Linked DNA regions of Homo sapiens: regions 1 and 3 are each linked to region 2. A link is an interaction called in ENCODE POLR2A ChIA-PET data of the cell type or tissue named here. Cell type or tissue: MCF 10A. All regions are shown on one strand. Each heading gives the region's core, and the rest is flanking DNA. Links, peaks and the distances in the headings are about the cores only. Region 1 overlaps MME (membrane metalloendopeptidase). Region 2 holds the start of LOC105374171 (a long non-coding RNA gene). Region 3 has its middle 14 kb from the start of MME.

Region 1 (8,732 bases), core at 1,978-6,977, 160 kb after region 2:
ACTTGGGAACTTGGGAGGCTGAGGCAGGAGAATCGCTTGAACCCAGGAGATAAAGGTTGCAGTGAGCCAAGATCGTGCCATTGGACTCCAGCCTGGGCAACAAGAGCGAAACTCCATCTCAAAAAAAAAAAAAAAAAAGAAAGGGCATTTGTTCTCCAGGTTTGAACAGTTTTGAACAGTCCTCATCAACATGATTCATCGATTTATATTGACTTATCGGCTCCTGTAGGCACTTGATTTTGCATATTAGTCTGGTCTTGGCTAAGCCACAGCAGTAAAAACACAAATACAGTAGCTCAAACAAGAAAAAGTTTACTTCTGTCTGTCATGCCAGTCTGGAAGTAGGCAGGCCATCCAGATGAGGCAGGAAGCTCTGCTCCATGGGAATGTCTGGGAGCCGGCTTTCTTTGATTTTTTGCTCTAACATCAACCTCCTCTGGTGTTTTTCTTAGTCTATTTGGTCAAAGTTGGTTCACCAGTGCCCTATTCACATGTCAGGCCACAGGAAGAAGAAAAGAGAGAAAGTGGTAGACAAATAGTTAACCTTTATGTAAATGGCGCAGAACTTGCATACATTCCGTTGCTTAAAACATTGTCATGTGGCCACAACTAAATATAAAGGAGGCAGGAAAATGTAGTCTTGAGCAGTGGCCATGTCTGTGTCTTGTTAAAACTTGGTTGGCAGAGAGGAAGGTCGTATCATTTAAAAGATGAGGAGTACATATACCAATGTCATTTAGCATACTCTGCCACAGTTTACATCCACTGATCTAGGGAATACTGTATTTGTGATCAAATAACACAGTGGTGATCAAATCTAGAATCAGTAATATGTTTATAGAGTTTATGAGTGAGAAATCTGAGTCTCAGAAGTTTGCTGTCAACACTCAGCAGAACAGTAGTATAGTGGCAAACTTTGGTCCTTCTCTCTTCTTCATTCTACTACATTATTACAATTTCTTAAGAGTTGGTACTTCATACTAGTAGAGTTCTTTGAATGAGCAAATGATAGAAGAAACTAACCTGCACTGGCACTTACAGCCCGGAAGTTATTCTCAGCTTAATTAGGTGCTCTTCAACGATCTGAATCAGACTAGCAAACACGCAGCATGCTTGCTGCCTTGCTCCTCTTCCATAACTATGTACTTTTGGTGACATCCTTCTTTCCTGCTAACCTGAGATCTCAGAATTCTTCTTAAGGTAGTGCTTCAAGCTGTAAGCAATCTCCTTTCAGTGGAAGGGAGTTGCATAAAAATAAAAGTTACATGTCATCCCAGAAATGGGTAATTATCTGAATATTTCTGCACCCTCTCCCTTTTTTTAAATCCATTCTTTTGGGCATGGGGGTGAGAGCGTGTGTAGTTACAGTAAGAATTCCAATGTTACCCTTATTTTTCCCATGATATTTTCTACTCTCTCCTAATCCCTACCACCTGCAATCCCTCAGTTTCCCCTGCATTTCTGGCAAAATTCTAGTTTTTCCACTACTCTGCTATCTTTGAAAGATGTCAACCACCTTAAGTATTTCTGTCTTGTGTCTTATTGCTTCATGAACAAAAAATGGTGCGAAGTGTAGAATAACAAGTTTACCTTCAGTAGAGGAGTTATAAATCTGGAAGGAATGTTAATGTCAGTGTATCATTGGCCTTCAATGATTTTCTCCCTTATAGGCTTTTATATATGCTTTTCCCTTTGCCTAGAACTTGCCCCCCACACACACCACCTGCCTACACTCTTTCCTCTAATATAGTTTTCCTAGCACCCAGGTTTCTGTATACTTCTTATTTAATGTCTTTTTTTTTCTATAAAACTGTAAATGAAGTGGAAGCAATGCTGTGTCTCATTGCCCTTTGCTCTTTTTCTAATACCTACCAAAGTTTCTGGCCCTTAAATACTACAGAATCAGCAAATGAATGATTGAGGGGGAAGATAGCAGGGAAGAGAGGAAACAAAAGAAAGAAGAACCCAATCTTTTGGAAGCCCTCCTTGTTTCCTTCCCTTGATTCCGGGAAACATGAGCTCTAGGGCATCAATAGCTAATAGCATACATTTCTTTAGCATTTTACAAACTCTGTGTTCTCTTTTCTCTTTTCAATCCCCAGTTACTTCTTTGCTAAACTCAGTTTGCCTGAGGTATATTTATACAATCAATGGGTATCATACATTTGCAGTTTACATTATTTTATTGGAAATAATCAAGAGAAGTTTTGAGAATTGGCATAGGGTCACCAACTTTTTTTGTCAAAGAAAGATGGTCTTAGACCAGAGAGGTCTGGCTTCCTTGCCCGTCGCTTTAGCCTATAATTTTAAAACTTTAGTGTGGGGTCTACCTTCTGCAGATATGCCTCAGAGGCTGAGGATCACAGAGGGTCACATTCCCTCTTCAGTCAAAAGTACTCTAATCGTAGGTCTCCTTTATCAGATTATTAACTCAGCCTGTTTCCCCAGGTCTTCTTTGATCCTTCCTTCCAGGATATCCAGGTCATCCAGAGGTATCATCTCCCATAATCTTAAAACCAAACTTCTTATCGACTATGAAAATAGCCCCCACAATTACTAAGAAGATCATTTCACTTTATAGAAGTCATTTTTTTTTTGCTTTGGATACCCTCATAATGGAATTTTTGTATTGTAATATTTGATTATTATTATAATCTAGAAAGGGAAAGTGATAGAGAACAGTTGCATCATCTCAGAAAGGGGCCCACATTCACCGTGTCTGCTCTTCCTAACAAACTGTTCTCAAGATGTTCTCATCAAGGAGCTTCTTGTGCTATATCTTTGTTAAAGAGATGGAGCCTGAGTTCTGAGGTATTCTGATTATCTGAAGAGATTACTTAATGACACAATGCTATCTCAAAGAACAGAAGTAGGGAGATTCAAGACAATTCTATTCCTTACAGAGGTACAAATTTCTATGCTAGGAAAACAATACGAAAGATACACATGGCCCATAAACATAACCATTCCCATTCACAAAATTTGTAAGTGAAACCAACCAGCAACCTCATGTGAGAATGTTCTTCTATATTGATTCACTGAGAGAAATGAGGACCTTAATTTTCTTAAGAAATCACCCACCTTCAGAAGAGTCTGAACTCTGTATTGGGGGTGAATTGGAATTGGTCTCAAAGCTTCCCTTTCTCTACCTTCTTAGCTTTTCAAGAGCAATTGTTATCTTACTTTGTTGTCCTTCATAAGGAAATCTGAAGATTAGGAATCCAAAATATTTGAGCATAATTACATAATAGATATGTTTATGCTCTGTACTGATGTTTGCCTGAGAAGGAGCAATAAGTGAGGTTAGTGGTTTCCAACTCTAAGGACTACTTTGTGTGTGCCAATTACAGGGCTCTGTGCAGAAACACCTCACATGTACACACACTTCAAAAGCCACTATGATTTATTTTTACTTGTGCATTTATACATCCACAAAACATTTCTTTGAGTAGAGCATTTCAGGTCTAAAAGAAAAGTAAGAAAACCACTCAGGCTAGAGTTTGAGAGCATAAGGAGGCGGGAAAGGAACTGGAGAGTAGAAGCTACAGGGTATACTGCTGCAGGGCATGGCTAGGGAGAAGAAGCCAGAGTTATAAAGAAGTGTAGAGCCTTCACAAAATCTGAGGTTCATAAAAATAGAGACATTTTAGGGATGAGGATAGAGGACTTGGAACATGGGCACAATGGACTGAAGCCAGAAAGCGATGACCCAGAGTCTGTGCTCCTAGATCAGAAAAGCCAGGAGAAGTCTCCAAATTATATGTACCTGGGAAAGAACACAAGCTGAGATTGGCTATCCTGTAGATGAGCAGGTGCAAGCTGGAACTGGGATTAAACAAGAGGGGATTTTCTTTGTCCACCTACCCAATGTACAAGCTGAGAGAAACTGTTCAGGACTTGAGCTAAGAATAGAAGTTCCGAGGAAATAGGAAGTGAGAGAAACTTAATATATTTACAATTTAACTTCATTTTTTTTTAATTCAACAGATCTTCATTGAGCTTATGCTATGTGACAGATACTTTTCTAGGCAGTAGACATTCCAAGGAAACAAGGTCCTTGTTCTCATGGAACTCATGTTCTAATGGGAAGAGATAGACAATAAATAACCAAGTAAATAATTTAAGGAAATGAGACAAATTGTGAGTGTTATAAAGAAAATAAATCAAGGTGATAGAATAATAAGTGACTGGGGTAAGGCATGGGTGATTCAATTTGGCTTGCTGAAACCATCTCTGGCTGTTGTTTGTAGAATGTGTTTTAATGGAAGCAGAAAGATCAGAGAAGGCCACATGGTAATTCATGTGAAAGATAACGATGGACTCAGATGGCAGCAAGTCAGATAGAGAAATCTGAGCAGACCTAAGATAATCTTGTGTAGGTGGCTCTATCATTATAGGGAAACAGTTTGTGTACTTTAAACTGCTCGGCCAATATGTGCCTCAGTGATACGTGGCGGAGCTTGTCTCACTGCATAACACAGCTATGACATGATAAGACAGGCCCTGCAAGGGAAACTGCTGACCTCACTTTGTCCTTTCTGGGTACCAAGTGACTAATAGTCAGAAGGTTTCACTCAGTTCAGTAATCTGTGTTTAAGAAAACAAAAGGGGGCTTTTAAACATGAGATTTAGTGAATATGACAGAGAATTTTTGAGATCAACTGAACTCAGTTTGTAAAAAGAGCTAGATTCAGCCCCCCAAGCATGGAATAAACCTTGGAAGTTATGCAAGAAGTTGTACAAATCTTCAGGTTCTTATTGATAACCTGATGAAAGCCCCAAACAGTCCCTATGCTGGTCCAAGTTTGGGTCCTCTTAGGTCCCACGTTCCTCCTGCTCTAGCGTCCTGCTCCACTGGGGGCTATTTTTTATTTCCAGTGCCCAGAAATGGCTGTGTGACTATATGTTTGCAGTCTGTTGGAGGGAAGCAGGTCTCTCTGCTAACAACTGCACACTAGCTGACATGCTGCTTAAATTGAGAAATGTTTCTAAGCTTTTTTGGTAGGAAATAATCTTTCCTGCTTAGTCTCCCTCTGTGTTCCCCCAGCAAACTTCTTGTGTAGCATTATTAAATATTCCCCAACATCAGTGGCCAAGAATGACACAATTCTGTGACTCCTCAGTCACTTCATGCTCCACATTAAGTGGAGTTTCTTCCTAGAATGGGGAAGGCAGAACATTGGTAAGAGCTAGGTGTCTCAGAATCTTTGGAAATAAAATCCCTGATCCATAGGTAGTTGGCTCGCTAGGTTACCCAGATATCAATCTGACAGGACAGTTTTCTGTTCCTCCCTGGGTCTTGATTGTCATTCATTAGGAATGAAATTAAAGTTTGAAGGACAGTAGTCAAATGGCATTCATTTGCTCTCTTCCTCTTTGGCAAATCTAACAAACATCAGGCTTTTTCCAGGCAGGAAGAGCCTCATTTCTAAAGAGCCAATTTATAAATATCATTACCTGATTCTGCAAAATGAAGATAGTCCTAACTAGAGTAACTATCCATGGTGTTGGGTGTTAGTAAATATCATCTCATTGGTAGTGTGTGATTTTAAAACCCACAAAACTGCTATTATATGGATTTTATCTAACTGTTTAAAACCGATGATCACCTTTGAAACTACTGTTACGAGTACTAGGACTTACAATTTTTTTTTTAAGAAAAGCTACATAAATGTTTTGGTGGATTCTTCTTCACGTAAACAATCATTGATTTGCTATCTCAGAGCTTCAAGAAATCTACCTTATGACTGTCAAAAATGAGAGCTGACTCTGGCCTCTGTTGTAATAACTAATTGCTCTCTCAGTCACACACACACAAAATTAAATTTGGGTTTAAAAAGTATCCTGGCCAATCTACTTTTTAAGTGTTAAAATACATGTTGATTTGCCTGACGTGGTGGCTCATGCTTGTATTCCCAGCACTTTGGGACTCAGAGGTGGTGGATCACCTGGGGTCAGGAGTTCAAGACCAGCCTGACCAACGTAGTGAAACCCCGTCTCTACTAAATACAAAAAATTAGCCGGGCATGGTGGCACATGCCTATAATCCCAGCTAAGGCAGGAGAATCACTTGAACCCAGGACGCGGAGGTTGCAGTGAGCCGAGATTGCACCATTGCACTCCACCCTGGGCAACAAGAGCAAACCCCGTCTAAAAAAAAAAAAAAAAAAAAAAAATATATATATATATATATGTATAAAGTTTCTTCCCAAATCATGACAATTATCATCATTTCACATTTTCCATATCTGGAAGTATCATAATAAAGAAAATTAAAACCTTAAGGTAGAATCACATCTCGTACAATGGATTTAGCACGGCAGTAACCTTAAGTTCTGACACCAGATAAATTTGGAAGTCAGGAAAGATAGTCATGATACTAAGACATATGTTTTAATCAGTTACATTGGAGTAGTTACCAGGTAATGGAATTCATTAAAAGAAGTGGTATATTCCATGTAGCTATATTAAATACTCGAGCATCCCAGAAGCTAGTGATACTATATGCTTCCAGTTTTCTGAGAAACTTGACCAGTTTAGCAGACTAGAAGCATCATCCAAAGTTCTTGTGCTTGCCTTATATCAAAGTTCTATAGTCTTTAAATACATCGGTAAGGATAAAGAGACTGGAGCAGAATCAGTTTGCTGAGTCAACAAAGTGCCCAAGATGATTACTGTTATTGTTTTCTCACCTCATCAACAAAAAGCATCCCATATATATATATGTATATACACCATATATATGTATATATACACACCATATATATACACACACCATATATATATATATATATATATATACCATACATATATAGTGTGTGTATATATATGGTGTGTATATATACATATATATGGTGTATATATATATGTGTATATATATGGTGTGTATATATATATGGTATATATATATTTTCCAATATCAATTTTCCAATATCAATCTACTGAGATATATCTCAGTAGATTGATATTGGAAAATTCGAACTACCATTTTGTTTATAGTCAGTAGTAATACCCTGCTAAAGGTCGATTGATTTATATGCTTTGGGAATACAGTTAATTCAAAACACTGCATGCTTGTACTTTGGAATAGTTGGTCCCATGAGGTATGAACTCAGACATACTCGTTTACTTCAAAGTGAAACAAAAATTCTGATTACCTTAAATAGAAAAAAATTGAGTTGCTGAGAATATACGTAAAATTGTCTTTTCATTTCTGTTACTTTAGTGATTAGAGTTTTTTAAAAATATAATTTCAAGTTTTATTTTAGATTCAGGGGGTACATGTGTAGTTTTGTTACATGGATATATTGCATGGTACTGAGGTTTAGAATATGAATGACCCCATCACTGAGGTAGTGAGCATAGTACCCAATAGTTAGTGTTTCAACCCTTGCTCCACTCTCTCCCTCCACCCTCTATTAATCCTCAGCATCTATTATTGCCATCTCTATGTCCTTAAATGCCCAACATTTAGCTCCTACTTATAAATGAGAACATGTGGTATTTGGTTTTCTCTTCCTGCATTAATTCACTTAGGATAATGACCTCCAGCTGCATCCATGTTGCTGCAAAGGACATGATTTCATTCTTTTTTATGGCTGCATAGTATTCCAGGGTGTATATGTACCACATTTTCTTTATCCAGTCTACCATTGATGATTCTCTAGGTTGATTCTACGTTTTTGCTATTGTGAGTAGTGCTGTGATTAACAAATGAGTGCATAAGTCTTTGGTAGAATGACTTATTTTCTTTTGGGTATATATCCAATAATGAGATTTCTGGGTCAAATGGTAGTTCTATTTTAAGTTCTTTGAGAAATCTCCAAACTGCTTTCTGTAGAGGCTAAACTAGTTTGCATTTTCACCACAGTGTATAAGTGTTCCCTTTTCTCTGTAGCCTCACCAGCATCTGTTCATTTTTGACTTTTGATAATAGCCATTCCAACTGGTGTGAGATGGTATTTCATCGTGGTTTAGATTTATATATCTCTGATGATTAGCTATGTTTAATGTTGTCTCGTACATTTGTTGACCACTTGTATGTTTTCTTTTGAGAAGTGTCTGTTCCTGTCTTTTCCTACTTTTTAATGGGGCTATTTGTTTTTTGCTTGTTGAATTGTTTAAGTTTCTTGTAGATTCTGGATATTAGACTTTTCTTGGATGCCTAGTTTGGGAATGTTTTCTCCCATTCTGTAGGTTGTCTGTTTACTATGTTCATAGTTTCTTTTGCTGTGGCAGAAGCTATTTAATTTAATTAGGTCCCACTTGTCAATATTTGTTTTTGTTGCAATTCCTTTTGAGGACTTAGTGATAAACTCTTTCCCAAGGCTGGCATCCAGAAAGGTATTTCCTATTTTGTTCTAGGACACTTAGAGTTTGAAGTCTTACATTTAAATCTTTAATCCATCTTGAGGTAATTTTTGTGTATGATGAAAGTTAGGGGTCCCATTTTATTCTTCTGCATATGACTAGCCAGTTACCCTAGCACCATTTTTGAATAGGGAGTCCTTTCCCTGTTGCTTATTTTTGTCAACTTTGTCACAGATCAGATGGCTGTAGGTGTGCTGCTTTACTTCTGTGTTCTCTATCCTGTTCCATTGGTCTGTGTGTCTATTTGTGTACCCAGACCATGCTGTTTTGACTACTGCAGCATTATAGTATAATTTGAAGTCAGGTAATGTGATGCCTCCAGTCTTGTTCTTGTTGCTTAGGATTACTTTGGCCATTTGGGC
Region 2 (8,732 bases), core at 2,267-7,266:
TGTAAACTGTCATTATGGGTAAGTTTTGTGGGCAAAGGATGCCCAGGAGAAAGGCATTATGTTAAGCCTTTATTCTCAGCAATGGTGCTCTGCAGCCTTGCTCCCACTTAAAGTCATTATCAGAGCTGCCTAGACCTTTCTGCCCTTTGTGGCTTTGGGCTTCATTTAGCGGGTTATGGGATGTTTCAAACCTCTACTTAACGCATTTGAAATATTTTCTACTTTGAAACTTTTTCTCCCTTGAAAGGCAAGGTAGCTATTAGCATCAAGAAGAAACCAAAATGAGCACAACAAATACACAAGTGTCTTTCACAAATGTAGCTTTGCCCAGATGAATTTTTAAAGGTATTTTATGAAGAATGTTAAAATACATGAAGTTATTTTCTAAGTCAACCCACCTAGCAATTTTATTTCTAGAAATGTATATTAAAATATATCCCCAGATGAATATATAGACATATGTACAAGAACATTCATTACAGCATAGATTGCTGAAAACAAGCAAAATGTCCACAGTCACAAGGAGTAACCAACCAGAGCAAGTTCCCCTGGGGAGGCCTCTGGTGTGTGCCAGGAACCAGCTCTTTAGTTTCCAGATTATGAGAGAAACAAGTGTATCAGTCTCCTAGGGATGCCATAATCAAATACTGCAGACTGGGTGGCTTAAACAACAGAAATTTATTTTCTCACAGTTCTGGAGGTTAGAAGTCCAAGACCAAGGTGTCCACAGGTTTGATCTCCCCTCAGGACTCCCTCCTCGGCTTGCAGACAGCTGCCTTCTGACTGTATCCTCTTACGACCCTTCCTCTGTTGGTACACATCCCTGGTGTCTCTTCCTCTTCTTATAAGGATATCAGTCATATTGGATTAGGATATGTCCCTAACGGCCTCATTTTAACCTCTTTAAGACCTATCTCCAAATATGTTCACATTCTGAGGTCTTGGGGAATGGAATTTTAACATACAAAATTTGGGGATACCATTCAATCCACAACAACCAGTCAGTCTTAGAGAGTAGCTGGGTCATAGAGGGTTATTTACTAAATGGTTCAGAAGTACTTTAATATTTTCAAAACTGGTACAGTTTTCAGTAAGTAGTGGCTGATTATTAACCCTGGCATGGGCTCTGAAACAATTGTAAAAACATGTGAAAAACCTTAAAGGTTAGAGGAGCCCCTTCAGGGACCTCCAAGATTGAAGATTGAGGCTAAGTAGGTGGGCTCGGAGACTATTTCTGGAATTTAGTTGTTTTACATCTAATAGACCAAATAATGTGCTGTGGTTATAAATATAGGATTTGGAATCAGAAAGAGTTTGCATTTCTGTTTCCTACCTGTAAAATAAAAATGATAATAGTACCTATCCCTAAGATTGTAAGCAATAAGATAATGATATAAAATGTTGATGATATGCCAGACTCAAAGTAGATACTCAATAAACAAGACATTATTGTACCTTTATATAAGCTTACTTTTCTAAATAGTCTTACACACATGCAAACACACAAACACACACACACACACAGTGTTCCTTATAACAAACTGTACTAGGCCTCTAAAGACACTTTTAGTTCTAGAACTCTTATTCTAAGTGATACTTGGCCACAAGTGATTCACAATAAAGGATTGAAATTTTTAAACACATTTATTGCTTTTATTATAAAAATAAATTGTGCTTTCCTACTGTATGGGAATTCTACTTTTAGCAGTCACATTGCTTGATTTAACTGGCAAGTATTAAAATAACAGTGTAGTGCTCACCTGATAAAACATTGTAACTTCTGTTAGATTACTTTTTATATGGTTATATTAGTAAACTGCCATTTATGTATTACAAATTGAATTAAGTAATATGTAATCATTAGAATAATGAAATATGTATTTTGCGTACCAATATGGAATAAACTTAAAGATGTATTAGTGATGAAAGCAAAGTACACAGAAATACTCAAGAGTATATGTTTTTTAAAAATAGGTTTTTATATTGTTTAAATTTTTACCATGTGTATGAATTACCTTTTGAAAAAAATAGATTTTCTCTCACAGTAAAATATAAAAGGAGAGAACAGATGCTCAAGATTCCATTTTCAAACAGAAATCGCAATCAACAGCACCAGTAGCAGCTGCTATTTATCTGTATTTGATAAGAGCAAAGCAACAGATAAAAATGAAAAATAAACTAAATGAAAAAGGCATCTACAGAGATCAAATTCCAGGCGACTCCCTTCCCACTTGCCTTTGTTGTAAGTTCCAGAATAGTTTCTCAGCACTAAGAAATTCTCTGATTTAATGGAAACAACAAAGGATGTGGCATCAGACTGAGCTGGGTTCCAATTCTACTCTTCTGACTTTCTAGCTCTGCAAACACAGAAAAATCCTTTTACCCTCTGAACCTCATTTTCATCAGCACACAAGCATCAAAATGTCTGTCCTTCCACCACTTAGAGTGGTTTTGAGGCTTAACTGAAATTACATGTATACAAGTGCAAGGCAAACAATATAGACCAATATGCACCTTTATCTCATTCATAAATTTCTATTTAGCTTGTGGGATACAGATACACATTCATTAATTCATTCAACAATAACAAATAGACCCTTCTAAATACTGGAACTAAAATAGATAGCAGAACACATTCATTCTCTGCCCTTTTGAAGCATAGACTCTCGTAGAAAGATAGAAGACAGAACAGACATCCATCACATTAAATTGTGGCAAATGCTATGATACAGATAGATAGGATACCCTAGAAATGCATATAAGGCACATATACTCACCAAAGATGTCTGGGAAGGCTTCTGGAGGAAGTCATGTTCAAGTGAGGCCTGATGAAAGAGTAGGAGTTCACTAAGTGACCCAGGGGAATGTCGTAGGCTTCCCACTGGCTTGGCTGACCCCTGAAAGATAAAACCTGACAGGTGAACAGTGCAAGTTGAGGGCTCTCAAAGCAGCTCCCCTTGCATTTGACTTGTTACAGCCAATCTCTTCCATTCCTCTCATGAAAGTAGTTGTTGGACACAATTAAGAAATGTGACAACGGCAGCTCAGAGAAAAGAAGTTGAAGGTCACATAGCTACTGAGTGGCAAAGCCAAGATTTTGATTGTCCCAAACATTTGAAACACTCAACTGATGGAATTTTTTATTTTTATTTATTTTTTATTAATATATATTGATCAGTGGAGTGTGTCTTATTATATTGAAATTCTGACTCAGCACTGGGTATGTCTAGGATTTCAGCCACACTGCAATACATAGAAGAGTGCTTGGTGCATAATAAGTATTCAGTAAATATCTCTTGAATGAATTAATAAATCCCAAGTTTGAAGGATCACTTAGAGGCATCCTTTGTCTTTTGAATAATTAATTCATGCTGCCATCCTTGAATTGAAATTAAAGCATTTTAAAGGTCTTAGGGAACTTCAGAATCCTCCCAAACCAGGGTGTTTTGAAACTGGATTGGATCTTATTTCTTTCTACAAAATGCTAAGGAGGCATCACGGCATGTAAAGCCAACTCCATCAAGAAGTCCACTTGGGCTCTGAGATGTGTGAGAAATGACACTGCACAAGAGTCCAACTGAATAGTTCGGGAAATAGGCCAAAGGATTAAAAACAGTATCATGTAAGGATTAGGAATTTAGCTTAAGACATGGCTCCCTAGTATAACGTCAACATGACTCATTCATTTTGAGTTGGCTGAAGAAATTTTAGATGCATTTTGAAAGATCATCTGGCTTTCCTCTTACAACATAGATTTGATCCTTGCACCATCCAAACCAAACAGTCTAATGCATTGAAAAATGTGCCTGAGAAGGAAAAACAGAATCATCATTACTTTTTCTTTTTCCTTTTACCTGAAACCTAGGTGTGAGGTTCTTGAGAAATTAGTCTTATTACATTGACCAAACACTAATGCTTTCTGGAAAACTTTGTTCTTCTGGAATTGCACAGAGTATACTTTTAAACATGGCATCTGCATCTTAGATGCCCTATTTTAAGTCTGATTAATCTAATCCGGGGAGGTAAATTAGGCCCTTTAGTAGTCTATTAACTTTCTCCTACCCCGAACGGAAAATTTATTAAATTATCTTTATGTGTTCCAAGAAAGCAAACTTTGAAACTGGCCAGCAAGCTTGTAAGAGCCTAATGACGATCGCGGCATGAGTTTCCATCAGCTTTTGGTGTTATTTTAATACAATCCAAATGTAGACTTAAGCTATTAGTGTGTACTCACGTTCTCTCTCTCCCTGTGCTTGTCTCTTTCTCTTCCTTAAAGTACAAACACATGCACACACTGCCACTTTCTCTTTCTCAACACACACAGGCTTGAATAATTTCTATTTATTTCTCAGTTCTACTTTCCTCTCAGAATTCCTTTCCTGACCCCCAAATCTAGGTTCAGGTGTTCCACTAATGCACTCTTACTGCAACAGCTAACTTGTCCATCTCTACACTAGTCTGCAGACAATATGACGGGGACTGTTTTTGTAATTGACCTCTGTATCCCCTGGGCCCTGGCAAAGTACCTAGTATGTGGAAAGCACTCAATACAATTTTGTTAAATAAGGAAATGAATGAGTGCATTAATCTAGCCCTTGTATGCTTAGATCTGCCAAAAGACAAAGCTACAACAAATTTATCTTAAAGATCTCAATTGGCTTTATTGCATTTTTAGAATTGGGCAACACTTCATTCCATAAAATAGAATAAGTGTTCCAATAAGCTGAGTGGAAGGGTTTGGTTTTATAGACGGAGAAGAACTGAAGAAAGCAGAAATGTAGAACAAAATGTGACTGGTCATTTCAAAGCTATTTCCCTTGTAAGGCAGGAACAGGGAAACAATAGAGAAATAACTGATTGCTTAATATCAGGTTACTTCAGGTTACCTTCCCTTTAAAGATTAAAGGCAGAGGGAACTTCATTATCCTGTAGATTGAAACCAGTCTGTTTGGGAAATTAAGCTGTTATCTCTCCTTTTGGGCTTCTCCAAAGGTTAGATAACCACTCAGTTTTGGTTTGGTAATGTGGAACCACAGCGTGAGCGACTCCGTTTTGATTTTTAGTCTGATCTGTTGGGGTCTAGTGTAGGAGTGTAGCTCAAAACAATGGCCTCCTATAATTTTTTATTTACCAGAAATAAAAGGAAATATACAAATGTAATCCATTCCTTGATGATCCTCTATCAAGAAGTAAGTCTTTAATTTCCCCAGTTAAAAAAACAATTCATCTTCCTAGAACCTCTGGAATGAACAGTTTTAGACCCCAAAGTAAAAAATACATACAGTCAAGCTAACTCTGTTTAATTAAATGTTTTCCGTAAGTATTGAAAAACAACTTTTGAGCAATGTGAATAGCTATTGTGTACAAAAGTTAGGTAGAATATAATATTATCCTTATTTTTCAGCAATTATATATTTACAATATATACTTGTTTCACAAAACAAGAGAGAAACAGGCAGATTTTTTTTACTCCCAGTTTAGTGGCTCTTCAATACAACATGCCACTAACAAAAAGGTATTAGAAAGAACCAAAAGAAAATTCAAAATTCAGAAATGGCACAAAAAGATGATCTTTGTTGTAAACAAGAAAATAACAGAAGCCAATTTCTACAAGTATGCACTAAAACATATAGGGAAAATACCTTACATCATAATTTAGTCCCTAGGACCAATTTTGAAAGTCAAAACTTCATTTTATACCTCTGCATTTCACAAGATCACATACCAAGGAACATATGAGGTCTTCAATTCTTGGGAACTAAGTCTGTGGTTTACCGCCCAAGGTCTCTCCCAGGTTTTTGTTATCACTGGCAACAGAACCACTGTTGGAAGCCCACTGCAGAATTAAGAATTCACACAATCTGAAACTGCTTATGTCAGGCCTTTCATAAGGGTGAAAATAATATTCAACAACTTTCAGCATGTGCTTACCACATCTGCACCCATTTTGGGTCAATCAGAAAAAAAAAATGCTGGAAAGAAATAAGCCACCCATTCAGAAGTAAAAACAGGGAAAGCCAGCTGCATACAAACCCTGCAGATTGTGCTGATGAGATCCATGGATGGGCAGAAAGAGCTGCTTCAGGAAAAGAAAATCTAACTTCTGAGCAAAAAGGCTCAGAACATAGATAGGACAAAAATGCTCTCCATTAAATGCAATTCCTAAGAATTCAGGGAATGTGTTTTATTCTATCCCAACAGTAATCACAAAATAGTCTTTCTTTCTCATATGTACTGATTGATTCATTGATTGATTGTACCCCCTCATCATGTTTTTTATTGAAAGAAATATGGAGAAGCACAAAGAAGTAAAGATTTTAAACAATCACTCACTATCTCATCACTCAGTAATATCTGTTATATGTCCACTGATGGCTAAAATCTCACCCACAATTCCTCACGGCCATCAATAAATTAGAGAGAGAACTTTTTCTATTAAACTTTCTTCCAAAGAATTCATGTCAGTTCTTTCTACAATCAAACTTCTCTTTCAGTATGAGTTTTTAATCAGCAAAACAAAACTCAAGATAGAATCTAGTGTATTCCATAGTTGTTCAAATTGTTTACAGCTTAAGTTTCTCGCCTTTGCACTGAGTGAATTGAGACACAAGTATGCTGGAATAGGAATAGATCTGAATGTTTAGAGGGGTCCAAGCTCACACTGGTGTCTCAGAGATATGAGGGAGATAGTTGAGTCCCAAGGCATACCTCCAGGGTCTAAATGATGAATCACCTCACGTCTGCAATTGATCTGCCTTCTTTGCTGTTTGCTCATTAGGTTAGAGTTCCAGGTTTAATTCTGGCATAAACCAGTTACTTTTCTCTTTCCCAAAGGCCACAGAGAGCAACATTAACTGGTTGTCTCTCAAAAGGTGCCATTCATTAATGAAGAGATTGGGAACGATCATCTAGATGCATTTGTACAAAATAATCCAGGTAGGAAATGGACTCTTCTGATGGTTATTCCATCTCAGGCACATTATCTACATTACATAATGTACTCCTAAGAGTAGAATAATTGTTATTATTATTAGATGAGAAAATGAGATGCAGGGAGATTAGTAACTAATGCAAGACAATACTGCTGATAGAATCAGGATTTAAGACTCCAAATCCATGCTTTTCCCACTATATTACCTTACCTGGCTGGGGAGAACAAACCTCAAATATACCTATTTGATGATAAATGTGTGAGAATATATATATATACACACACAAACATATATATATACACATATATATATATAAAGTAGGTATATTGTGTATGTATATCTCACAGTGACTCCAAATTTTTATTTTTATTTTTATTTTTTGGAGACAGGCTTGCTCTATCTCCCAGGCTGGAGTACAGTGGTGCAATCTCGGCTCACTGCAACCTCTGCCCCGTGGATTCAAGTGATTCTCCTGCCTCAGCCACCCAAGTAGCTGGGATTATAAGTGCACGCTACCACACCTGGCTAATTTTTGTATTTTTAGTAGAGACGGGGTTTACCATGTTGGCCAGGCTGATCTCGAACTCCTGACCTGAAGTGATCTGCCTGCCTCAGCCTCCCAAAGTGCTGAGATTACAGTTGTGAGCCACCATGCCCAGCCGACTCCAAAATTCTTAAGGTCCTATAGTACCAAAGTCAAAATTCCCAGGGAATTTTTAGTAAAACACATCAATCTCATATCTCTATGTTATTTATGTAAAAATGGCACCTCTATTTATATGGTTTTCATGATAATTAAACAAGAGAGTGGCGATGTGATGTATACACTATAAAGCACCATGAACACATAAAACATTATTGTTTGAAAAGTCTTTGAGGCCTTAGTTAACAACAACAACAAAAAAAACTCTGCAAACAATAAATCAATCAGTATTGACAGTGAAGTTCAAAAATGTTTATATTTCTTCTAAACTATCTGGTGAACATGCCTTTTAAATCCTTGTTCAAGTCACTCAATCCATAACAATTTATGGAATCCTTTTGTATTTTGACAATAAGTCTATACACATACAAACCCATTTTCCTTTTGTGAGATTTCCGTAAGTCATCTGTCTCTAAACCTATCTAGGAATGGAAGTAGAATGTATCCAGCAGTTCAAGTTGTCATTAGTCATTGCTATGTGATGTGGGATAATGCCTACTCCAATCTCTCTACAAGCTAAGAAGAAAATCGTTTTCTACATTCTCCTTGCTGGACCTCTGGATGCACAGAGGGAGAGCAGACATGACTGGCCTGGTCAATAGAAATATTTACTTACCTGATGGCATGAATAGCCAAATGAGCTAAAATTGGCCATGAAAACTGGTTTCTATGAATAATACTAATACATTTCCTGGATCAAAACTCTAAAAGGCTGAGCTTTATAAGGGATAACTGACATTTCCTTAAAAATTGCTCAACATGACATGTACTGAACCTGTCAAACTGCTGGGAAAATTACAGAAAATAAATTTTAGGGTGATTGGCAAAATGGCTTTGGGAAAATGATTTATTATTTCCAATAAGGAATGAGAAGGTGAAAAATGAGATGTAAAAAGACAAAGAGAAGAACAAGAAAGGAAAATGGAAAAGAAGAAAAGAGAGAGAAAGAATGAATCCCATGCCAACTTAATTCGACCATCCACTATCGTATGCAAAGGCCCAAGTAAGGTACTTGGGAGGCTACAAAGAAAAATAAAATGCATCCATGCAACAAATTCAACAATTATTTATGGAGCTAGGAAAGAAGCAACTATCTA
Region 3 (8,732 bases), core at 1,313-6,312, 94 kb after region 2:
CGCCTCAGCCTCCCAAAGTGCTGGGATTACAGGCGTGAGCCACCGTGCCAGGCCAGTTGTCTACTCTGTATGTTCTTTTACATTTTCTAGGTACATATCATATTATTTGCAAATAACAGCAGTTTTATTTTCTCCTTTCCAAACCCTTTAACATTTTTATTTCTATGTATTGTGCTTATCACCCTAGCTAGGATTTCTTATTCAAAGTTGAATAGGAAGGGTGCTAAATAGTATACTTGCCTCATCCTTGCCATTGTAATTCTATTGTTTTACATATTTAATATTAATTTATATGTATCTATCTACTTACCTTTGCATTGTTCTTTCTGAAATTTCACCTGCATTCTTTTCTATCTGCAAGAATACCCCTTAATATTTCTCTTGGTTTGGATCTGTTGCTAACAAATGCTATTTAGTTTATCTTTATCCTTCAAAAACATATTTTTTCAAAGCTTTAAAGGCTATCTTTTTATTGTCTTTGGACATTCATTCTTCCTGTTGGAAATTCAGCTACCAGCCTTATTTTTAGTTCTATGAGTTCAAGATTGTTCTTCCTTCATTACCAACAAGAGGCAAATGTAATGCTCTGTGAAGAAATATAATATCAAACTAAACTTAGAATTATTTCACAATATTTTACATACAATTTCCAACATTCAGTCAAAAATAACAAGGCACATGAGAATAAAAAAGAACAGAAACAAAACTTTGGGGAAACAATAGGCAATAGAACCAGGCAAGTATCCAGAAGTAATGATATTATTAGAAATATATTTTAAAATAATTATGTTTATTATGTTCTGAGACATAAAAGACAAGCTTGAAAATATTGACACACAAATGGAAACTTTAAAAAGGAAAGAATTGACTGGGCGCAGTGGCTCACACCTGTTATCCGAGGCCCACGGATCACAAGGTCAGGAGTTCGAGACCACCCTGGCCAACATGGTGAAACCCTGTCTCTACTAAAAATACAAAAATTAGCTGGGCATGGTGGCACATGCCTGTAATCCCAGCTACTCGGAAGGCTGAGGCAGGAGAATCACTGAACCCGGGAGGTGGAGGTTGCAGTGAGCCGAGATAGTGCCACTGCACTCCAGCTTGGGACAGACTGAGACTCCATCTCAAAAAAAAAAAAAAAAAGAAAGGAAAGAACTACGTCAAAACTAAATATGTAATTAATGACCTTATTAATTATATAAATATATGTTATATATTTATGTTATATAATTATGTTATATATTTATGTTGTATAATTATATATATTATATACTTTGTAATATATATTATTTATATATTATATAATAATATACATATGTATATTATTATATATTATATAATAATATACATATAATGTATATTATTTATATATTATAATATATACATATTATATAAAGATATAATATATCATTTATAATATATATAAATATATAATTATATAATGTATATTATATTTATATATATTTATATATAAATATATATTTCATATATATTTTATATTTTATATTTTATTCATAATAAAAATATTATATATTTTTATTTAATATATTTATTTAATAAATATATTTTTATTATTTTATATATATATATTTAAATATATATATTTAAATATATATATTAAAAATATATATTTAAATAATATATTTATTTAATAAATATAATATATTTTATTAATATATATAATAAATATATTATATTTGATTATATAATATATAATATATTATATTTGATTATATATTATATTTGATTATATAACATATTATATATTATATTATATTATATTATATTATATTATATTATATTATATTATATATACCATTGCTTTCTTCCCCCAAATGAGCCTTTTCCTCCTCTGCACCTTTTCCCAAAAAGATGCCTGCATATAGGGGAAGAAAGGGTTTATATGGTCTCTTGGTAATGGGAAAAAGCAAGCTGTTATGAACTGAACTGTTTTGCCCTCAAATTCATATGTTGAAGCCCTAACTCTCAATGTGACTGTATTTGGGAGATGGGGGCTTTACAGAGGTAATCAAGGTTAAATGTGGTGGTATGGGTGGTAGTTTAATCTGATAGGACTAATCCTCATAAGAAGTGAAAGAGAAGGCCCAGCATGGTGGCTCATGCCTGTAATCTCAGCACTTTGGGAGGCCGAGGTGAGTGGATCACCTGAGGTCAGGAGTTAGAGACCAGCCTGGCCAACATGGCAAACTCTGTCTCTACTAAAAATGCAAAAATTAGCCGGGCATGGGGCAGGCACCTGTAATCCCAGGTAGTCGGGAGGCTGAGACAGGAGAATCGCTTGAACCTGGGAGGTGGAGGTTGCAGTGAGCCGAGATCCTGCCACTGTACTTCAGCCTGGGCAACAGAGTGAGACTCTGTCTCAAAAAAAAATTATACATATATAATATAACAAATATATGTATATATGTAAGCACTGTTCTAACCCTCTGATTTGCAAAATATTCAATAATGAAGGCACAAGAGAAGACGGCCATGCAGCCGCAAAGTCAGAGATTGGGAGATTCATTAAGTGAGGCTAAGGAAAAAAGGTTTGTTTCATTTCTCTTGTTGATTCTGAGGCATATACGAAATGTGTGAAATAATGAGGACTATCACACACTGTTTGTGTGTATGTTATTTATTAAACTGCACATATCACATTGTATTTAGGTAACTCAATTATGTTGATGAGACTCTTCTGAATACTCTTTCACTCCTGCATGCCTTTGAACATACTGTTACCTTCACTTGGAAAATCTTTCCCCTCAATCTACTTAATGAGCTCCTAGATATGTTCTTAATTTTCCAGGGATACTGCAACAAAGTGCAACTGGTGCTTAGAACAAGAAAAATATATTGCCTCACCAGTCCGGAGATTAGAAGTCTGAAATCAATGTGCTGGCAGAGCTGTGCTCTAAGATTTTCTAGGGGAGAATCCTTCCTTGACTCTTCTAGCTTCTGGTGTTTGTCAACAACCTTTGGTGTCCTTTGGCTTGTAGGTGCATCACTCAATCTTTGCTTCTGTTATCACATGGCCATATTATCCCCGACTAAATTAGTGTCTCTGTTTCTGTGTGTCTTCTCTTCATCTTAGAAGGACACCAGTCATACTGCATAAGGGTCATCCTACTCCAGTATGACCTTTTCTTAGCTAATTCCATCTGTGACAATCCTGTTTCCAAATTAGAGTACATTCTGTGGTTGCAGGAAGGACATGAATTTTGCAAGGACTCTATTCAACCCAGTAAAGTATCCTTTGGCACTTTCCTCAAAGACAGTCTCATTTCTGAAGTGTGTGTGTGAGTGTGTGTTTCTTTTAACTAACCACTTTGGACATTCTTTCATCAAGGCACATATAGCTGTAGCTACTGTTTCTCTCTCTTCCTCTCTCCCTTACTAGACTAAGACTTAAGAAAAGGGAATATTCTATTTATCTCTATGTCTTAAGGACCTACCAGAATGGCTAGCATATGTGTGTACTTAGAAAATATTTATGAAATAAAATGAATAAATTACCCTTCCCTGAAGTCCTAAAGACTACAGATATAAAGACAAATGGAGACACCTCCCCCAGCACGAGCTACAGAAAAGTGGAACAGGATATAGTCACATTCAGCCTTCAACAAAGAGCAGCTTATAGTTATCTTTAACTTTTCTTGAAATCTATATAAATAAGGTGAAATTTTGTCTCTTTATCTGCTAGTACATAACAACAAAAAAAGTTGCATGATAAATTCTTAGCAAGCACAAAGGTTAAGTTTTGGATTGCCTAACTTAAAACATGAGTGAGATGACTTATGCTCATGTGGAGCCCTGGGAGGTGCCTTAAATAGACAGGCAGTCAGTCACCCTCCAGAGCAGGCTGAGCTGAGGTAAAGTGAGAGGGTGGTGACTAATTAGAAGCATTTCATACATAATATGACACTGTGGTCATAAAAGACAGTGCTTTCAAATATGGACTCAAGTTGTAGATATATACACTGATGTTCCAAATTGTTGTAGTTGCTGTGCAGTGGAGCTACTTCTCACATAGGCAGTTCCATGAACTGCCTTTCAGGGTGAATAGGACAGGGATTTAATTATTTAAGTAATTCAGGAGTGTTTCACTATTCACTTAGCAGAGCGAAGGGCTATTAGACCAGGAAGACAATTCTAGATGTCGTCTAGTCCAATTTTCATTTTATATAGAAATGAAGCTAAGGTTTACAGTTTAAATAAATATTCTACAGTCCACAAATTAATTTTTAAAGAGCATTTAATGACAGAAAATTAGCATTTTATAGTACTAGTTTAAGTATGTAACATTATGACAATGTAATTTAAAAAATGTGTATGAGCTTAGAAAAAGATTGAAAGACTATACAGTAAAAGGAAATAATCACAGATGTGAATATGCATGATTATTGCCCTCTTTGTATTTTTTTGAAGTTTCCTGTTTTCTATAAATAAGTAATATGAGTTGCTCTAGTTGATTCCAGGGCTGGTTTCCTTAAACTTCTTTGCTCACTCTCTCCTTGCCTGCTCATTGCCATCTCCTCAACCCAATAGTGGAGGCACCTCCTTGTAAACCCTAGTTTTCCATGGAGTGAGTATCGTCGTTTGAAAGTAATTGAGCTAAATATTAAATAATTTTTCCCCAAATTGAGTCATTTGTGTATTATGGTAATAACTTTTGATGAATCTGAATATCAATTGAATATTACTTATGTAATGTGTTTTCTATCAATAAACTCACTTCCTTTAACTAAAATACATGGTGTAATGACATTTTATATTGCTGTCACTGGATGACTGATTGAAAATCTATGTCACTTACTGAAAAAGTAAGTACAATGAAAAAATTCTAGCTTGGTACTCTCATCTGCTGAAAGCCTGAGACTAAGGACTGCTCTCTGTTGAGAAAAGTGATCAGCTATTACTACAGAGATGTTACACAAATATAATTTCCAAGATGAGACTTTTTTCTTGACCTAAGTGAATCTAAAGAGAAGTCAAAATAGAATACCATTCTTACAGTGAGATTTATCCTTATATAATAACTCTGTATACCCCTACAACCATCTCACCTCCTAACATTAGAACGCATAGCATGTTTTAGAACTCACCGATTTAGAGACTATAAAGGAACCATGAGTAATAAGGCAGAATATTTAGGTTGGATTCATATAATGTATTTTCTGGATGTAGATAATGTTGAAGAAAGCTATGCTTTCCTTGTGCTTGCAAAAGATTCTCCCAGAGACTTTATTTGTAGTTATTATTCCAACAATTATTTGGGAGAAAACACAGGCAATTTGAAAAAAAAAAAAAAACACCTCTCATTCAAAGATAAAATAGATTTTTGTATGTTTTAAAAATTTATATAACAGATTTAGCTTTTGCAATTTATTTTCCTTTTTTTTTTTTTTTTTTTTTTTTTTGGGAGACTGAGTCTCACTCCATCACCCAGGCTGGAGTGCAGTGGCACCATCTTGGCTCACTGCAAACTCCACCTCCCAGGTTCAAACGATTCTCCTGCCTCAGCCTCCTGAGTATCTGGGATTACAGGTGCGTGCCACCATGCCTGGCTAATTTTTGTATTTTTAGTGGAGACAGGGTTTCACCGTGTTGGTCAGGCTGGTCTTGAACTCCTGACCTCGTGATCTGCCCACCTCGGCCTCCCAAAGTGCTGGGATTACAGGCATGAGCCACTGTGCCCGGCCCTTATTTTCCTTTTGAAATACTTTCAAACACTTCACCAAAAAAGATATATGGATAACAAATAGACACATGAAAAGACACTTAACATCATTAGTCATTAAGGAAATGCAAATTAAGACCATAATACACCATCATACACCAATTACAATGGCTAAAACTAAAAAGATTGACTGTACCAAGAGTTAACAAGAATGTAGGGCAAATGGAATGCTTATACAGTACTGGTGTGAAAAATGCTACAACCACTTTGGAAAATAGTTTGGCAGTTTGTTAAATAGTTAAACATTACTGCCACAGGATTCGGCTATTGCACTCCTAGATATTTACCTAGGAAAAGTGAAAGCATATGTTCATGTAAAGACTTAAAAATGAATTTTCACAGAAGCTTTATGTGTAATAGCCCCAAGCTATAAATTAAACAAATTTCTATCAACAAGGGAATTGATAAACAAACTAAGGGATATCCATTCAATGGAATACTATTCAATAATAAACAAAAGAATGAACTAATGCTACTATGTGAATGAATATCAGCATAATTATGCTGAATGTAAAAAGGCAAAAAAAGAGTGTATACTGTGTAATTACATCTATATAAAATTCTAGAAAATGCAAACTAGTATACAAACGGTATAGTAACAGAGAGGCAATCAATGGTTGCCTAAGAATAAGAGATAGGTGGGGAAGAGCAGCAGGGAGACATCACCAAGGCACAAGAGGTACTTTTAGAAGGTGACGGATAACTTTATTATCTTGATTGGATGACTCTTTCATGGGCATATACATAATAAATGTCACATTTTATTAAATTATACACTTAAATATGTGCAGTTTATTGTTATGTCAATTACGCATTAATAAAGCTGTTGAAGCCAAAATAATTCCTCCCAAAACTTGAATATTTTAGGCTGGTCTGACACGGTGTCACTGGTGTCATGATATCAGCTACATTTTTTTGTTTCTATACTTTTAACTACATTTCACATTCTAACAGGCCTAGCATAGCATGTGCTAAAGTAGCACAAGTTTTATTAAATTAGGCTTAGCAGGCATAAAATCTGAAAATACAGAATTTTGCAGACCTAGAGAGTTATTGAAAGTTTTTGAACATCTGAGTGAGTAAAATATTCTGAGTTTCTATTTAATCGACCAGGAAATAATGTGAACAATGAATTGAGATCAAGAAAAGATGAAATAGTGTCTTTCTAAGGATAATGTTCAAAATGTTAGTATAATAATCCAGGGAAAATAAGAGAATAGAATTTCTGCTGCCTAATGTTGGCTTTGGAAATAAAGTGTAGGGAAAAAGATTCAAGAGATCCTGTGGAGTTGATAATGCTGAGATTTGTAAATTCATTGTTTGTTGGGGAATAATAAAGGACTCATCGAAGGCCACTGGGATGTGTCAAGCCTAGATGAACTGGAACAAGGCTGAGCCTGTAAAGTATATAGGTTTCACGAGAGCATGGGTTTGTGAAGCATTCTACAAATGAAAGGAAAAGGGGGGAATATGTTGGACTAATTTTTGTAGGTTTGGGAGTTGTCTGCCATGAGATCAAAGCTGAAATAATGATATGGATAAAAACAGTCAAGGAAGAAATTCTAGAAAGAGAGAGATGAAAAGAGAAGAAATGATGCTTTATTTAGTAGGCAAATGGAGGACAAAGAGGAGGGAGAGACCAGTACAATGTTGTAGAAGCTAAGAGAACTGAAAGTTCAAGAAATAGATGTATTAAAGATTAAGAAATGTCATCAGGCTAGAAATAACAGAGAAAATTAAAGATGCTTTCAGTGAGAGGGATGAAAGAATTGATCAGCTCGTGGCAACTCAGAGTTGAGAGAGGTTTGTTAAGGCCCAGGATGACTGAGCTCACAAGTGAATGACTTGGAAGGAAGATGAAAATCCCAGTAATTGAAGAGCACTAACCTGGCCCTTTTTCTTTGAGACACCTTCAAATAATATTATTCGTATCATTCCTTGTTATAATGTGAAATTTTGCCTTAGCAATTTATTCATGATATTACAGGAAGAGAAACATTGTACTTTATGGAGAACCCTTCTTATTTTATTAACACCTACTTAAATAGTGACTGGAGAAATTAATATCACCCTGAGTTCCTAGGCAGGAAGAAACTCACTGGGTTTCAAATGAGTAAAAAGCAATACCATCAGATTAATGGACTAGGAATAGGCTCCATTACCTTCAGCTATTTTAATATCCTAGTACTCAACAAGAATGTGACTCCCTTGCCCTTGTCCATGTGATGTTGGTTAACGTCAGCAGAAGGACCTTATTGAGAACTGCCTCCCTACCCAGCCCCAGAAGCAACAGGAAATGGGTATGACCAGAGGGAACAGGAAGAGATTGTTTTCCTTTTGGAATGTAACTGCCGCCTCTACCAATAACCACTAGATAAGACAGGTGGACGATGCAAACAGACAACAACTCTCCTATAAGAATATAGTTAGTGTGATTGAGACAAAAGCAAGACAATCATATTGTTTAATGTTTTTGGAGCTATTTTTCAATTATATACAATATTGCACTAGTCAAATGGGCTCTCTTAACACTTTTATTTCTTTAATTTTTCTGGCCTAGTTTTAAAATTTATGGTGCATTAATGTGCATTGAATAAGCTTTTGTGAAATAACATCCTAAATCACTATACTTGAAAAGATTTCTTACATTAAAAGCATCTTGTGACAAGGAGCAGTTCGTTTCTTTAGGATTTGACTTTGAGATATTTTAAACAGTATAATGAAAGTATACACCAGAAGCCACTATGTACATACATCTGCATAAACAGATCAGGATGAGTTTTTAAAAGTGTTCTTTTTGCTTGGACTTAAAGGATCTAGGTAAATGCAATAATCTGACTTGGTAAGAATGCTTGTGGTAAGAATGACCAGCTGATGAAAAGGATTAAGAATGATGGGGTTCAAGATAAGCTTTATCTTTGCAAAAGGATTGGTACGGTATAAAGCATAAATAAATAAAGCATGGAACATAAAAGTCTAAAATTTAGATATT

What was found. Peaks named below come from ENCODE experiments on the same cell type or tissue, not always from the same donor. Only the 100,000 strongest peaks of a DNase experiment are listed, where the experiment ranks them.
Region 1: POLR2A ChIA-PET joins it to region 2 with 15 read pairs; 2 of 35 experiments call an interaction of 5 or more read pairs at or near these places.
Region 3: POLR2A ChIA-PET joins it to region 2 with 31 read pairs; 3 of 35 experiments call an interaction of 5 or more read pairs at or near these places.

Annotation. Positions count from the first base shown.
Region 1 is chr3:155,126,888-155,135,619 of GRCh38, forward strand. All of the region lies in intron 8 of MME (membrane metalloendopeptidase), which reads left to right. Among named protein-coding and RNA genes, the nearest start is that of MME, 51 kb to the left of the region's middle. In MCF 10A, for the core only: no CTCF peak of the experiment used is centred there; no DNase peak of the experiment used is centred there.
Region 2 is chr3:154,967,326-154,976,057 of GRCh38, forward strand. It overlaps LOC105374171 (a long non-coding RNA gene), which reads right to left and starts at 2,940. Exons shown (of 5, transcript XR_001740568.2): 1 at 2,778-2,940. In MCF 10A, for the core only: no CTCF peak of the experiment used is centred there; DNase peaks (open chromatin) are centred at 3,666, 4,766 and 5,806.
Region 3 is chr3:155,061,907-155,070,638 of GRCh38, forward strand. It overlaps a transcript of MME not described here. Among named protein-coding and RNA genes, the nearest start is that of MME, 14 kb to the right of the region's middle. In MCF 10A, for the core only: no CTCF peak of the experiment used is centred there; a DNase peak (open chromatin) is centred at 3,835.